Linked DNA regions of Homo sapiens: region 1 is linked to region 2. The links are chromatin loops, found by intact Hi-C in ENCODE. Cell type or tissue: heart left ventricle. All regions are shown on one strand. Links, peaks and the distances in the headings refer to the core of each region. The heading gives the core; the rest is flanking DNA.

What was found. Hi-C counts contacts between places; a loop is a spot of excess contacts. Peaks named below come from ENCODE experiments on the same cell type or tissue, not always from the same donor. Only the 100,000 strongest peaks of a DNase experiment are listed, where the experiment ranks them.
Region 1: it touches region 2 in a loop (2.3-fold over the local background); 8 of 110 quality-filtered maps call a loop at or near these places.

The regions. Positions count from the first base shown.
Region 1 is chr13:44,910,826-44,913,745 of GRCh38, forward strand. The region is part of intron 1 of LOC107984619 (a long non-coding RNA gene); the gene reads right to left. Among named protein-coding and RNA genes, the nearest start is that of TRE-TTC2-1, 5.7 kb to the right of the region's middle. In heart left ventricle, for the core only: no CTCF peak of the experiment used is centred there; no DNase peak of the experiment used is centred there.
Region 2 is chr13:44,811,019-44,813,938 of GRCh38, forward strand. No RefSeq gene overlaps it. Among named protein-coding and RNA genes, the nearest start is that of LINC00330, 2.8 kb to the left of the region's middle. In heart left ventricle, for the core only: no CTCF peak of the experiment used is centred there; no DNase peak of the experiment used is centred there; H3K27ac peaks cover 1,369 bases.

The DNA.
Region 1 (2,920 bases), core at 226-2,725, 100 kb after region 2:
GAAATAATGAGTGGTAGGCCAGGTGTCGTGGCATACACTTATAGTCCCAGCACTTTGAGAGGCTGAGACAGGCAGATCATCTAAGATCAGGAGTTCAAAACCAGCCTAGCCAACATGGTGAAGCCTCATCTCTACTAAAAAATACAAAAATTAGCCAGGTGTGGTGGTGCATGCTTGTAATCCTAGCTACTCAGGAGGCTGAGGCAGGAGAATCACTTGAACCCAGGAGGTGGAGGTTGCAGTGAGCCAAGATCACGCCACTGCACTCTCGCCTGGGTGACAGAGCGAGATTCCATCTCAAAAAACAAACAAAGAAAAAAAAGAATTTGGCTTTGCCCAAAGAGAGGTCTGGCCTTTGCCTTCATCTTCTGGGATGAAATCTATGTCATTTCTCATAGGAGGATCTTTGTTTAAGGCAGGGGCTGATCCCTTCAGATTGTAGGGTGGGGCTGGCCATACTCAGTAGTCTTAGGGTGGGAGGTAGTCGTGCTAGAAAGACCAACCATGTGCCTTAGAGTGGGGGCTTTGTGTCACATGGTATCACTCAAGCTGGAGGCTGAGTTCAATCACACAGACAATCAATCAATCATGCGTACATAATGAAGCCCCAATAAAAACTCTGGATAACAAAGTTCAGGTGAGCTTCCCTGGTTGTCAATACTGCATGTATCTTGTCACACATTAGTATCAGGAGGGCCCACACACTCCACATGGAAAGAGGGCAACAGAAGTTTTGCAGTTAGAACCCTCCCAGACTCTGTCCCTTCCTTTGGCTGATTTCAGTCTCTGTCTTTTCCCTGCAGTAAACCATAACTGTGAATATTGCAGCTTCCACTGAGTTATTGGAATCTTTCTAGAACATCATCAAACCTGAGGGTGGTATTGGAAACTCCCCCAAACTTGCAGTTGGTGTTAGAAGTGAGGGCAGTCTTGAAACTGTGCCCTCAAATATTGCAGATTTGCTAAATCTGGGCAAATAGCCTTAAAGCAAAGCATACTGTGATCTGGGTTAGTCCACAAGGAAAACTTTATTTTAGGACAAAATTGCCAAATTCTGAAAATGAGGGTTCTGGAATCCATCTCAAGAGACCTCTTAAAACAGTCTCATCTTCCTTCCAAGGTGTGGTTTGTGCTGACCACAGCAGAGCACCAGCCAGAAGGCCCTAGAGTCCAGAAGGTCCTCATCCAGGGGGTGGACCTCTCTCCACCCCTAAACCTCCAGAGCTTTCCCATCACATTTAGAATGAAATCCAACCCTCTTACCCTTTTTGTGTGTTTGTGCGTGTGCTATTTCCCACTACAGTGTAAATCTAGATAACTGCCAGCACATACTAGACACACTGTAAATGTTTGCTGAATACATGAATAGCCCAAATATAAAGAATATAGAAATGCTTATTTTTGCCAGCAAGATTTCATCTCTGGCTTAATTTTTTCTTAATTGAGATATAATTCAGATTCCATACAATTCAGTCTTTTACAATTCAGGGCTTTTTAGTATGTTTACAAAGTTGTGCAACCTTGTAAATATGGTAAATCACCACTCTTTATGTTAAACTACCACTATTTTAATTTCTCTGGCTTAACTTTAATACCAGTTCATCCTTCCTCTCTACCTTGTGGTTCTAATAGGAGCTGCCAATCATAATACCCCATATTCATCAACCCTAGGCAGGGCCCAGGGCCTAGGCGAGGTCACATTCCCCCAGCACTTTCCAACAGAAACTAAGAAAGACCTTCCTTCTCGGGTGGGGAAGCTGGGAGGAATGAGTACTGAGCCAGAGTGCCCAGATCCCTTGCCATGTGGAAGCAGTTGGTCCATGATAGCTAAGAATAAATCTGACACACAGAGAGAAAACACTGATTCTGATTGTCCCCAAGGCCAGCCATCCCATTCTACTTCACACAGTTTGGTTACATTAGCCAACAATCCTCCCCTAGTGGAGTTCCAATGGCTTTCTGTAACTTGAAACTTAAGGTATTCCAATCAATAAAGTCCTTGTCCTGCTCACACATCCTTCAACACATGCTTATTAAGTGTTTACTGTGTGCACGGCACTGGCCTTGGAGAGTAAAATCTAGCAGGGCCACAACAAGTGTGGTAAATGCAATGAGAGGGAAATGTGCAGAGAAAGCATCTCACCCACAGTCAGGGCAGAAATGACATCTAAGCTAGGACCTAACTTTAGAAAGGAGTAAGTATAGGAAGAGAAGTACACAAGATGCCATGGGAATCAGAAGCAACCAGCATCCACAGGAGAGGTAAGGGAAGCTATAGGAACCATGTGATGTTCGAATTGAGCCTTAAAGGATGGATAAGATGTAGATATTTAGAGAAAGGGCATAAGAGCGTCTCAAGTAGAAGAAAAATTGAGTAAAGGCCAGATACAGGAAACAGTGTGAAATTAACAGGAATCTAGGATACATGGAGGGAAGAGGTAGGAATTAGGCTGCAAAGGCAGATTGGGAGCACTCAGCAAGACAAAGCTCTTCGGGTTTAGGGCAGGGAAGCAGCATGTTCAGCTCTGCGCTGTAACAGCCAGGAGAATGCAAGATAGAGAAGATGGGCAAGATGGGGTCAGGGAAACCAGTGTGGTGCCTATTGCAATAGTCCAGAGAACAAGATGATTTAAACCAGCAGAGTGGCCAGGGAAGTAGATAAGAATATATGTGAGCATAACTGAAGAGGTAGAAATAAGATTTAATAAAATAATAAAATAAATAAATAGTAAAATAAAATAAGCTTTAATTAGACGTGGTGCGAGTGGAGGAGAAAGAGGGACTAAACATGCCAATGATGACAATGATGATGATGGTGATGATGATGACGGTGATGGCCTTAAACTGGGCTAAGCCTTTTATGCGCATTATGTCATTTAATCTTCACAACCCTATGAAGTAGGTCCCATTCTTATCCCCA
Region 2 (2,920 bases), core at 149-2,648:
CTGATCTATTTATTTTACTTAGCAACATATTATAAATATTTTCCATACCAATTGATATTTTCTTTAATATGTTGTCTAGCAGCTACATACAGTTCTGTCATTTGGATGTATTGTAATCCTTTATTTATTAAGTCATAAGTAAGGCTTTGATGGACATCTTTGAATGAAAATCTTTAACTTCATCTCTGATTACTCTTAGGATAACCTCCTAGAAGTTTACCTTCTGTTATTAATACATGCCCATGTTTTTAATCAGCAGTCTTCAAGTTCATCCTTTGATTCTACTTACTTAGGAGTCATTTCACCACCAAACAATAACATGAATATAGATGCCAAAACAAAAGGAATGAAAATGCCTCCAGTAGACCCAGAAACATGTTAAAGATTGAAGCTGTTCGTTAAGGAAAGCTTTAAGGCCAGACCAGAGATGAGCTATTTCCTGAAACATCAAATAGAGAAAATGAGCTGATGTCAACAGAGAGATTCAAGAGAAGTTACTATAACACAATTTCAAATTAAATTTCCAACACTTCCAGAAATAAGTGTCACTGAGGAAAGTTAGAAAAGACACGGGCACACTGTGCAAAAACAATGTATTGCTTGCAGTGATAATAAATAAACTTCCAATATTTGTAGATCAGCATGTCAAAGATAAAATGGTTGGTAATATGAGTCACATCTATTTTATTTTCTATCTGTGTTATGGCTGCATACATTTAAAGAGTGAGATAACTTTACAAAGTTTATTATGAAAAATAACAGTGGTCCCACCCAGTTGCTCTCATTTTCTCCTTGTCAGAGGCAACCATTTTTCACATCTTTTTAGCCATTATCTTGGCATTTACCTCCATAATCCTAAATAGTTTATTTATATGCTTGTTTTTACCCAATACTTTTCTGGTTTTTTGTTAAATCAATTGAGAGTACTTCTTAATTTTTCTTTTTTTTTTTCTGAGACAGAGTCTCCCTCTGTTGTCTAGGCTGGAAGGCAGTGGAGCCATCTCGGCTCACTGCAGCCTCAACCTACCAGGCTCAAGTGATCCTCCCACCTTAGCCTCCCAAATAGCTGGGACTACAGGCATGCATCACCATGCCTGGCTGATTTCTTTTATTTGTTTGTTTATTTTATTTGTAGAGACAGGGTCTCACCAGCTTGCCCAGGCTAGTCTTGAACTCCTGGGCTCAAGCAATCCTCCCACCTCAGCCTGTCAAAATGCTGGGATTACAGCACCCTGCCACTTCTTAATATTTCTTAGATGAAATCATTACACTTTGACTTTCCACTGTGGAAGATGAGAATTTAACTCTATTTCCACTAGCATCAACACACACACACATCCTCTCAATATAGTTATCTATCAATCTATCTGCATGTGCATGTGTGTTGTATAATCTTGGTTAGATCAATAACCAGTGATTACATTATTATAATAATACTCTCTGATTACTTTTCTGTACAATTCTGTTTTCCCTGGAATTAATGATGATTGTTTTCTCTGTTGGTTTAGCTTTGTAATGGCAAATATGTATTTGCCATTGAGTCAACTTCAACCTTTCCATCTAGTCAAGAATTATTTAAAGACATTCAACTGTCTAAATCAAGACATTCTGATGCATTAACTGTTCTGCGATTTTTGCCTGGAAGTCATCTCTCCTAGAAATGCTGATGGCTCCAATTTAATCTGGTACACAGATCAGACTGTGCCTGGTACACAGCTGCCTCACCCTCATCCTGAGGGGGCCTTTCGTGTTAGACCTCCTGTTTTCTAAAACTCATGTCTTCCTTTTTCTTGATCAATTATCCCAAAATTATCAATTATCAAGAAAAAGTGCTTGGGAATTAAACATTTTGAGATCCAGAAAATGTTTTTGTGCTCCCCTCTCACTTGATTAATATTTGACTGAAAATAGAATACTAATCTAAAAATAACTTCAATAGCCTCATAATTTTAGGTGGCATCGATCCATTGCTGTGTAGATTTCAGAACTGTTGCGAAACACAAAGACCTTCACATTTCCAGTCCTTTGTAAGTAGCTTGGTTTTCCCCTCTGGAAGCCCATAGGATCTTCTTTTGGTTTTAAGTGGTCTGAAAGCTCTTGATTCGGTACCTTCATGTGGTGTTATTTTCCCTGGTTGTTCTGGATGTTTCATTCTGTGAAATCTTCTGACTGAGTGTTTATTTTCATTCCCTCTGTTTTTGCAGTCTTATCTTTTCTCTTTTCCCTCATTTCTGTTTTTATTTTTGTTCCACTTTGAGATAACTTTATCTTCCAAAACCTCTTGTTGGTTTTCCATTTCAGCTGCAGTGCTTTTAATTTCTAAAAGCCCTCTTTTATTCCCTTGATTTTTTTAATAGCAAAGCAGCATCTTGTTCGTGTTTCATGGATGCTTTCTCTGAGAATTTAATTATATTTTTAAGTAGTTTTTCTTACATGGTTTCTGTTTCTCCAATTTGTCTTTTGCTATTTGTTTTTGTTTCCATCTTTATTTTTAGAGGCTCACCTCAAATGCCTAGTGACCCCTGATTGTCTGCTCATGTTTAAGAGCAAAGCCTTAAAATTCTGATTGGAAGCGGTCAACACACGGATGGGGCTTATTGAATGTGAGCTTAAGTGTAAAGTGACCAGGTTGGGCCATTCCCTTAGGGAACCTCTGACATTAGTATCTTTAGGTCTTTCCTCTTGAATTGGGCAAATTCCCCAGAGAAGAACCATCTGGTCTCTTGCCTGGAGGTTAGAGGCCTGGCTGTCAATATTATGGGAAGAGGACTGGGGGTCAATGCCCCTGTATCCTTTTTGTTAACTGTGCCTAGTGTTCCCCAGGACAGAGACCCCCTCCTCTTAGTACTCAGTCCAGAAAATAACACTTATCTCCTGCTGGGAGTGGTGAGAAGCAGCCCCTGGTCTACAAAGAGCAGGC